2 separate regions of the Homo sapiens genome follow, and region 2 is linked to region 1. A link is an interaction called in ENCODE POLR2A ChIA-PET data of the cell type or tissue named here. Cell type or tissue: IMR-90. All regions are shown on one strand. Each heading gives the region's core, and the rest is flanking DNA. Links, peaks and the distances in the headings are about the cores only.

Region 1 (5,532 bases), core at 413-5,412:
AAGACATCTGCTGTCCATGTCCAGTGTGCCAGGCACTGTCCAGGCTCTGGGTACCCTGTGGAGGGTCAGGCAGCTGGTCCTAACAGGATGAAAGCACTCTTGTCAGACCCAAAGAAACTTGGAGCTGGGAAGGCACAAAGAAGGGTTCTTGCTTACATGTCTGAGATAAGAACCATTAGGAGGAGTGTCTAAAATAACCCCACAAGAAATTCTTTCACATCCTTCATGCATTTCATGCTTTTCACAACCTACATTTGGCACATATGCAGGTATTTCTGAGACCAGGTACACTGGACCATTTTTTTTCTTTTTTGAGATAGGGTCTTGCTCTGTCACCCAGGCTAGAATGCAGAATGCAAGTCTCACTGCAGCCTTGACTTCCTGGACTCAAGAGATCCAGCTACCTCAGCCTCCTCAGCAGCTGGGACCACAAGCATGCACCACCACACATGGATTTTTTTTGGGGGGGTAGGGGGACGGAGTTTCACTCTTGTTGCCCAGGCTGGAGTGCAATGGTGTGATCTTGGCTCACCACAACCTCCGCCTACTGGGTTCAAGCAATTCTCCTGGCTCAGCCTCCTGAGTAGCTGGGATTACAGGCATGTGCCACCACGCCCGGCTAATTTTGTATCTTTAGTAGAGACAGGGTTTCTCCATGTTGGTCAGGCTGGTCTCGAACTCCTGACCTCAGGTGATCCGCCCGCCTCGGCCTCCCCAAAGTGCTGGGATTACAGGCGTGAGCCACCGTGCCTGGCCACTCTTTTTTTTTTTTTTTTTTTTTTTGAGACAGAGTCTCCCTCTGTCACTCAGGTTGGAGTGCAGTGGCACCATCTCAGATGATTGCAACCTCCACCTCCTGGGTTCAGGTGATTCTCCCACTTTAGCCTCCAGAATAGCTGGGATTGCAGGCGCCTGCCACCACACCCAGGTAATTTGTGGGGTTTTTTTTTGTTTTTTTTTTTGAGACGGAGTCTCGTTCTGTTGCCCAGGCTGGAGTGCAATGGCGCGATCTCGGCTCACTGCAAGCTCCACCTCCTGGGTTCACACCATTCTCCTGCCTCAGCCTCCCAAGTAGGTGGGACTATAGGCGCCCATCACCATGCCTGGCTAATTTTTTTGTATTTACAGACGGTGTTTCACCACGTTAACCAGGATGGTCTCGATCTCCTGACCTCATGATCCGCCTGCCTTGGCCTCCCAAAGTGCTGGGATCACAGGCGTGAGTCACCGTGCCCAGCCTAATTTGTGTATTTTCAGTAAGAGACGGGGTTTCAGCATGTGGGCCAGGCTGGTCTCGAACTCCTGAACTCAGGAGATCCGCCCACCTCGGCCTCCCAAAGTGCTGGGATTACAGGCATGAGCCACTGTGCCTGGCCACACATGGCTATTTTTTTAAAAAGCTTTTGTAGAGAAGAGATCTTGCCATGTTGCCCAAGCTAGTCTCAGACCCCTGGGCCCAATCGACCCTCCTGCCTCAGCCTCTCAAACAACTGGGATTACAAGCATGAGCCACCTTGCCTGGCCTGGACTTTTTTTAGGACGGCAGCAATTGAGATAAGATGCTCTTGAAAGAACACCTGCCCCCTAGTGGCATCTCCACCACAGAACTGATGCCAACTACGATTTTGAGCCTCTGGAACCAGTGAACTCTGTTTCCAAGCAGCTTATGTGAACCTCTCCCTGTCTGCCAAATAAAAGCTTCCTCTTCCTTTCCCCTTTTCGGGTGCACCTGTGGCTCGCCATGGCTGTGCATCCCAAATTATAATCCTCTTTGCTTACTCCCTAATTCATTCATTAAATTCAGAGATATTTTTCTCTGATATCTTTTTTTAGATTGACAATAGAATCGATTAGCTCAATTACAGAATCCTATCAGACCAAGTTTTTAAAAGATTCTTAAAAACTTAGCATATTATCAATTAGCTTAATGTGTGAAGCCACAGTCTATGAGATAACCAAGAACCTTCTACATAAAGTAATTTTAAAGATGAAAGTTGTTTTCCCTTTTTCTTCCCACTCAATATGGATCTTTAGGATAGATTAATACAGCAACTGACTTTTAGGAATTTCTATAAAACCTAGTTTATTCTCAATTTTAGCTGTAAAAAAGAAGGAAAATATTTTATTGTCAAAAGAGATATAGTCAGGGCACCAAAGGCTCATGTTACAAAAGAAAAAATAGGCAAAATGAACTTCATAAGCCCATGGAATGGGGGAAAACATTTGCACATTATATACCTGATAAGGGATGAGTAATCAGAATATATAGTGAACTCCTAATAGTCACAACAGAGCTGCTGCTGGGAAGTGGCAGCCCAATGAGGGACATTTCCCAGTCCCCTGTGGGGAGGGGGGCCATCTGACTGTGATCTGGACAACAGAATGTGGACAGAAGTGTTTATGCCACTTCCACGCCTGGCCTGGAAGAATCTCCCACACGGTTCTCCGTGCTCTCTCGCTTCTTTGTTTCGTAGATGGACCGAGATCCACAGGAGGATCTTGGGAGCCATGTGCTGATGACTCAGAACTTCTGCCAGCCTGGAATCCTCAATGACTGCACAAAGCACAGTCTACTCACCCACTCCCTCCCTGACCGCCCTCAACGTGGCTTTTATGGAAATGAAAAATAAATTCTATTCTTATTGCTCCACAAACAACAGAGATTTTAAGGTTTACCTGTTACAGCAGCAAGTATCAGTTTAACTGATACAGATGTCAGTATCTAGAGGGAAATATTAACCTAATAAAAAACCCTGGGTAAACAGATGGTCTAGCAGTAGGCGTAGCAGCCGGAGCTCTGCGTTATTCAGTAGCAGCAACACATTTAGTTCAGTGTTGTCTGTGATGATAACTCAAGAGGCAGCACACACAGACCAAGTGCTTGGAGAGCCCCACGCTCTAGCAAACAGGTCAAACAGCAGTAGTATGCGCTGTTACTCATCATACCGAGGAAGGTATTTTGCTGGGGAAGGGAGCTCAAGCAAGAATTGCTGGCTTTGTAAGCAGCAATAAAAAAAAAGTGCAAACAGACCAGAAATTTGGGCCTTTAGAGAGTATGAAAGGCCGCCTGTTCCTGGACCCCCAAACAGTGGAAAATAAGACTGGAAAAGGCTTTGAAAGACAAAAGCAGATAAAAACTCAGCTCTGTGCAGCAAGCAGATCAGGGGTGTGGTTTTCCCACCCATACTGCTGCCTCAAGACAGCCCCCAACTAATCTGGGGAGTAGAGACTTGAAAGAAAGAAAATTCGGCCGGGTGCGGTGGCTCGCGCCTGTCATCCCAGCACTTTGGGAGACCGGGGTGGACAGATCACCTGAGGTCGGCAGTTTGAGACCAGCCTGACCAACATGGAGGAACCCTGTATCTACTAAAAATACAAAATTAGCCGGACGTGGTGGCATGTGCCTGCAATCCCAGCTACTTGGGAGGCTGAGGCGGGAGAATCACCTGAACCTGGAAGCGGAGGTTGTGGTGAGCTGGGATCATGCCGTTGCACTCCAGCCTGGGCAACAAGAGCAAAACTCTGTATCAAACCAAAAAAAAAAAAAAAAAAAAAGAAAGAAAGAAAATTCAAGCTTGAGAATGTGTCTAGGAAAGAACGGTGGGTGCAACTACTGGCACATGGAACTGGCTGGAAGCAAACATATCATCAAAGGACAAAATTACATCAAATTTCAAATTGGAATCTAGTTGGCTTTTATTTGCAATGCTAGAATTGGGCAACACCTCCTTCTAAAAAACAGAATGCAGCCTGGGCAACATACTGAGACCCCATCTCTAAAAAAAAAATTACTCAGGCATGGTGGTGTGCACCTGTAGTCCCAGCTACTCAGGAGGCTGAGGTGGGAGGATCACTGGAGCCTAGGAGGTCAAGGCTGCAGTGAGCCATGACTGCGCCACTGCATTCCAGCCTGAGCAACAGACAAGAGCCTGTGAAAGAGAGGGAAAAAAAAACAAGGAAGAAGGGAAGGAGGAGGGAGGGAAAGAGAGAGAAAGAAAGAGAGAAAGAGAAAGAAAACAATGAGTGTTTCAATGAGCTAAACAGAGGAGTTTGGTTTTATAGGCAGAAAAGGGCTGAAGCAAGCAGACACAGAGAACAAAAAGCAGACTAGTCCTTTCAGAGTTACTTCCCTTGCTCCTTGCCCCTTGCAAAGGTTGAAGCAGAGGGGACCTCCTTATCATGCTGGCTAAAACCGGCCTGTTTGGGGATTTGGCTACTATGTATCTCTCCTGATTTCTCCAAAGGTCAAACAACTTTCAGCATGGTGACATGGAACTTTAGCAGGACTGACTCAATTTTGGTTTGATTTTTGGGGCCTAGTGCAGGAGCTCAGTACAAACCAATGGCCACCTATAAATTTAGCTTAACAAGATCAAAAGCTGACTATGTTTCTGAGAGAAATATAGTGCTGAAGAACTTGGATCCAGGATGAAGACAGCCTTGAACTGCTTGAGCCTTGAAACAACCTTCAAGCCCACAAACTTAAATCCGTAGAAGTGGGTCTGCAAAGCTCTGCACTGCTCCAGAAACCTGTGGAGGTTTCATCTGTCTGTCCATGTTAGCCGGCTCAAGGAGGAAAATGTCCTGGGGGTGGAGCCATGGGACACAGTGAACACAGGTGAGGGCAGAACTGGGCGCTAATCAAGGAATGTTCCCCACCCGCACAGGGCCCTTTTGCTGACGGGCCAGTGTCTACTGAGGGCTCCCTGCTCCTCCTTTTCTAAAAGGGAATTTCTACAATAGTCACCCTGCCTCTGCTCCCCCACGGTATATTAGGTATGAGGAGGGAAGATCATTTGGTTCTTTATGTAGGCTGCGGAATCCTGAGGAGCCACGTCTGGCCCTCATGGAGGAAATAGAGCAGAGGTCTTTCCGGTCTTTTTTTGAGACAGAGTCTGGCTCTGTGGCCAGGCTGGAGTGCAGTGGTGTGATCTTGGCTCACTGCAATCTCCACCTCCCAGGTTCAAGCGATTCTCCTGCCTCAGCCTCCCAAGTAGCTGGGACTACAGGTGCGCGCAACCACGCCCAGCTAATTTTTGTATTTTTGGTAGAGACAGGGTTTCACCATGTTGGCCAGGATGGTCTCGATCTCCTGACCTCATGATCCATCTGCCTCAGCCTCCCAAAGTGCTGGGATTACAGGCGAGAGCCACCGCGCCCGGCCTCATTCTGGTCTTTGAAGGGAGATTAGGATACCTGTAAGGGAAGAAGGCTGTGCATGGATATTTGGTGGCTAGAGGGCAGACATGGCACAGACAGCCAGCTGTCCTATGCCAACTCAAGACGCACTCCCATTATGCAGAGTCGTTGCCAGGATGTGGCTGCCCAGCTAGTACTTCTGTGGCTCTGCCCCCTTTGCAGTTAAAAGTGGCCATGTGACAGAGCAATGTATAAAACAGGTGTACCACTCGGGTGACAGGTGCACCAAAATCTCAGAAATCACCATTAGAGAACTTTTCCATGCAACCAGAACACCAACTGTTTCCCCAAAACTATCAGAATAAAAAACAACCAAAAACGGGTGTACCCACT
Region 2 (5,532 bases), core at 466-5,465, 110 kb after region 1:
CACACCGTGCTGTCTATTTTGTATGTGTTTGAAACGCTCCGTGATTCTTCTTGCTCTCAGAAGAAAGCACCTCCAGACCTTACATGAGCTGGTCTCTGCCGGCCTTCAGATGAAGATATTTCAGCATGCTTTTTCAGACTGATACTACTAAGATCAGGATGAACAGCTATCTTAACATCCCTTTTTAAAAAATTTATGTTTTTATTTAATGTTTCCAAATATAAAAAGTCAAGACACTTACACCAACTATCTCAAATGACATAAAAGCAATTCAGTGTGTTTAACAATCATATTTCCCCTTCAGTTCTGCTGCTTTATACAATGGTATGATCGACAGGTAAATTGGATGGCATGTGCCTGGTTAGAAAATGTCATCTGTTGGCCAGGCACGGTGGCTCACGCCTGTAATCACAGCACTTTGGGAGGCCGAGGAGGGTGGATCACGAGGTGAGGAGATCGAGACCATCCTGGCTAACACGGTGAAACCCCATCTCTACTAAAAATACAAAAAAAAATTAGCCGGGTGTGGTGGCGCGCACCTGTAGTCCCAGCTACTCGGGAGGCTGAGACAGGAGAATGGCATGAACCCGGCAGGCACAGATTGCAGTGAGCCAAGATCATGCCACTGCACTCCAACCTGGGTGACAGAGCGAGACTCCAGCTCAAAAAAAAAAAAAAAGAAAGAAAATGTCATCTGTTTACAAAAAAAACAGCATGCAGCATAGTTTCTATTTTGTCTACAGTCAATTCACAAACTACTTACTTTGTTTTTTGTTTAGGAGGCACATGGAACTGAAAATTTTAGCTGCCCAATTTTATTCAACTACCCCACAAAAAAACACAAATGACAATCCTAACACTCTTCAATCTTTGGAGGGTTGAAATAGTAGACATTATTTGTTATCTTCAGTAGATTCAACTATTTAGCCTGAAAATGTTAACTTTTTCTCTTAACAGAGATAAATCTCCTTAGGGCCTTTCCTCTAATTTTGCTAGACTAGGTTCCAGAAGCCTAGTGAAGAACCCCTCCTGTGACATTTAAAGTGTGAAAACTGTAAAGTACTCTGTTGCATTATACAAATTCTTGCTAGCTGGACAGACTAAGGACAGTTGGTTTGCTAAATGGCATTGAAGAAAATCCTGACTGAACAGCACTCTCTGTTGCATTATACAAATTCTTGCTAGCTGGACAGACTAAGGACAGTTGGTTTGCTAAATGGCATTGAAGAAAATCCTGACTGAACAGCACTATTTAGTCCAAATAACGTCTCTTTTCTAATGTCCCAGAAAACACCACTCTACCTAGTACATTATTTACTGACTCGGAAATAACAAAGGTTATGCTGGAATATTCTTTCTTAGCAGAAGTACTGCAGCCCTGGGATGATCCATCTTTATTAATGTGTAACTAAACCTCAGGTCAGATACCAGACAAATTTTTGCTTCTCTCAAATATATAATGAGGGAATTCTGAAACTTTTGGACAGATTCAATTATTTATTGGCATCTCCCTTCTGGCACAGACATCTTTGCTAAGGGTAACTATTCCCAGCATTCACATGATTTACTTTTGAATCCCTAAAGCTGGAACATGAAAACTTACGGCTGAAACTAGGAAGAAGAGAGCCATTAAAGAAAGCCTCCGTGTAAAATGCCTGCTAGAGGACCCAAAGGATCTTGTCAGATTTCTAATGCTCTTTGATTGTCAGCTAATAATGAATTACTGCTCCGTGGGAAAAAGGAGATAATGAAAGTGGTATCCCCTGGTAATGTCCTTGGCCACCTGGCACCCGACTCCAGAGAGCCTTTGGAATTGTCAATAGGAGACCAAGAAGAGAGGTGATCTCTGCAGTATCTTCCCTTATTTCTACTAACTCCTGGCGCATAATAAATTTGCACTGGAGACACCTTCCACCTTACATGCAAGGCACCAGAGACTGAAAAATACGAAGAGCAGGAGATAACAAACAAAATTCTCTCAGTGCATGACAGAACTCCACTTACAGTATATCAGCAGGGGGAAAGTGTCCATGAGTGGGAGGTAGAAAGAACTGAGAGAGGATATTATGAGTTGGACTGTGTCCACTCCCCAAAATTCACATGTTGAAGCCCTAACCCCCAGTTCCTCAGAATATGCCCTTATTTGGAAATAGGGTCGCTACAGATGTAATTAGTTAAGATGGGGTCCACAAGGCAGACCTAATCCAAAATGACTTATGTCCTTATAAAACGGAAAATGCGGACAAAGAGACACGCACAGGGAGAACTAAGTGTAGATGAAGGCAGAGGTGGACGCAGTGCTTCCTCAAGCCAAGAAACGCCAAGGACTGCCGACTACCGAGCTAGGATGGGGCCCATTCTCCCTCACAGCCTCGGGAGGAACCAGCCCTGCCCACACCCTGATCTTAGACTTCTAGCCTCCAGAACTGTGAGATGACACATTACTGTTGTTTAAGCCCCTGGTCTGTGGCACTTTGTTACAGCAGCTCTAGGAAACTCATAGAGAGGGGCTGTCAGGAAAGCTTCACTGAGATGATTTCAGAGGTAAAACGTGACTGCCAGGTGGCTTGGGGAAGGCAGCAGTCACCTGGTGAATAAACATCTACTGAGCTTTAGGGAGTAGCACAGAAAACACAGCAGAGTGAGCGCAGTCAACCGTCGTCTGATTTCACATGCAGTACCTGGCACCCAGCAGGTGTTCCACATATTTTTAATGACCTAATTTAACTATTCTCTCTATTCTAAACCTTTCAGCCCCCACTCATTCTCAATATCCAACTCGAATGCTTCCCGCTCTATGAAGGTTCCCCACGCCCCAAGCCTGGCACCTGGACTCCTGTGTGTCAACATACACCATTCCCACCTCTCCCATGGCCACTTTCAAACAGGACCAAATCATATGCGGATAAATTATCTGGGTACATACTTGCTCCATCACTGGTCTGTGGGCCTGTGAAATACAGGGACAATACATTTCTAACTCATGTTTGTACAAGGGCCCTGGGGGAGTGTGTCATACATAGCAGGGGCTCAAATGAGACTGTTTATTCCCGAAGGAGGGTATTTGCCACAAGGGACATCTAACTTCCCTGGGACAAAGGGCTCCAAGAGGTCTGCATCCAAAATGAAACTGCATCGTCAGGAAATACGCAGTGAAACAGAAGGTGGAGAGTTCGCTGGAAAGAGTAACAAGATTGTAAACAGACTTGGGGGCTCCGACACTGAAGACTAAATCCAGGCAGAGGGCTGGGAACAGTGCAGCCGTCAGCACACACCCTGGCCAGCACCAAGAGACATGGACGCCCTGGCCAGAAATTCATTACAAACACTTGGAAACCTGCAATACTGGAAGGCTGCAGCACCAGCCAATGCAAAGGAAATCCCTGTAATCTACTGGCAGGAGGGAGCCCAACATCTGGCGCTATCTCCCAAACACAACCGTAGTTAAGCTCTAACCCCCCACTGCTTACAGTACTAGCCTAATGACACAGTTCTCCACCACCCTAAAAGAGAACACCCACCTTATGTTGAAGGTTCTTCTTCACAGCTTTAGGCTGACGGAGTGTGCCCTGTTTGGGACCTCAGAGCTCAGTTAAAAGCCTTTAATTACTCTGATCGGATCATTTCTATTCCTGTGTCTCCGGATGTCCTCTTGCAGAAGCAGCTGCTCAAAAGGCCCCTTTCAAATAATCACAGCTACAGTTATCACTGCTCACTATGTGTGTTTTAACTCATTTTTTCTGCAGATAAGGCACAACACAGTTAAGCAGCCAGTAATGGGGTTGCTGGAGTCTGAACTCGGGCTGCCTGACTCCAGAGCTCCTCCTCCTCCCTCTAATCCACATTCTCTCTGACAATCAGGATGTCTCAAAACAGCTCCAATTAGAAACAAAAGCAAAAAGTAAAACTGAACCACAGCAATTTGTCCCAGCCTACTCAAGTGGGTCCTCTTGCTTCCTCCCTTTTATGATGAATGGTTAGTTAACGGCTTCCCAGCCTAAATCATCCACATTTTATTAAGTCTTTTATACAATTACATAGCTGGTGTTGTTTTTCTTTTAACTACAGCATTAATTAATCCTATGGTATGTTATGAGAGATATTCCAGTTACTTGCTTAAGGTTTAGTAGGCAGTAAGTGGAGAAGCAAGAATCTGAAATTAAGACTATGGTTTGGAGACCGCACTCTTAATTGCTTCTCATTAAACTGTGTTCTTGTTGCTGACAACAGGACTCTCCAGTCCAAGGGTCAGTACTGAGCCAAAAATCAGAGGTTGGTTCCACTCATACTCCTATAAAACTTCAACACGTATGGAGTTACCTCACCTGTAAAGTAAAAACAGCTCCCCATCCCAAACTCCAGACCTAATTTTTCCCAAACCCAGTTGAGGAAAATGCAGCTAGAAAATGCAAGGGATCCAGAAAAGTGACCACGAATTGTCTAAAGACCCTATAAAGACCACTGCAGAGAACAATGTTCTCACACACACTCGTTAATTCCAACCACCCTGCAAGATTCCTCCATGTGCAGATCAAGACTGACTCAGTGTTTTTGTGGGTTTTCCTTCTTTCTTTCTTTTTCAGACTGGGTCTTGCTCTGTCATCCAGGCTGAAGTGCAGTGGCGTGATGTTGGCTCACTGCAACCTCTGCCCCCGGGCTCAAGTGATCCTCCCATCTCAGCCTCCCAAGTAGCTTGGGACTACAGGAGCGTGCCACCATGCCCAGATAATTATTATATTTTTTGTAGAGATGGGGTTTCACCAAGTTTCCCAGGCTGGTCTTGAACTCCTGGGCTCAAGCAATCCACCCACCTTGGCTTCCCAAAGTATTGGGATTACAGGTGTGCTGGCTCAGAGTTTTAAGCTTCAGAGGTCTCACAATAAATAAATGGCCGGCTCAAAACCTAAATCCAAGACTACTCACTCTCAATGCCAAGCTCATCTACTGTATTGCAGCACAGAAAATCAAAATGTAAACACGGGAAGAGCTAGCAGGCATACTGGGGCTCTTCTGTGTAGTTCAGCACCATCTCCCCACCATTTAGCACAGAACAGGCCTCAATAAATATTTGGTAAATGAATGAATGATAAAAGAACACAAAATCATTCTGTATTACTAATTTTAACAAAATTTGTTTTCATCCCAAAAAAAAAAAACGATTTAAAATAACCTCCAGGCCAGGCACAGAGGCTGACGCCTGTAATCCCAGCACTCTGGGAGGCCAAGGCGGACAGATCACCTGAGGTCAGGACTTTGAGACCAGCCTGGCCAACATGGTGAAACCCCGTCTGTACTAAAAATACACACACACAAAAAATTAGCTGGGTGTGATGGTGCGTGCCTGTAGTCCCAGCTATTCCAGAGGCTGAGGCAGGAGAATTGCTTGAACCCGGAAGGCGAAGGGTGCAGTAAGCCGAGATTGTGCTACTGCACTCCAGCCTGGGGAACAGAGGGAGACTGCCTCAAAAAATAAAATAAAATAACATCCAGAATCTTCAGATGGCCCATGAACAAATATCAATCAGCATACTC

What was found. Peaks named below come from ENCODE experiments on the same cell type or tissue, not always from the same donor. Only the 100,000 strongest peaks of a DNase experiment are listed, where the experiment ranks them.
Region 2: POLR2A ChIA-PET joins it to region 1 with 5 read pairs; 3 of 35 experiments call an interaction of 5 or more read pairs at or near these places.

What each region holds. Positions count from the first base shown.
Region 1 is chr4:2,974,655-2,980,186 of GRCh38, reverse strand. All of the region lies in intron 1 of GRK4 (G protein-coupled receptor kinase 4), which reads right to left. Among named protein-coding and RNA genes, the nearest start is that of GRK4, 14 kb to the right of the region's middle. In IMR-90, for the core only: a CTCF peak has its summit at 1,593 (motif pointing left); no DNase peak of the experiment used is centred there.
Region 2 is chr4:2,866,119-2,871,650 of GRCh38, reverse strand. All of the region lies in intron 1 of ADD1 (adducin 1), which reads right to left. Among named protein-coding and RNA genes, the nearest start is that of ADD1, 25 kb to the right of the region's middle. In IMR-90, for the core only: no CTCF peak of the experiment used is centred there; no DNase peak of the experiment used is centred there; H3K4me3 peaks cover 968 bases; H3K27ac peaks cover 1,315 bases.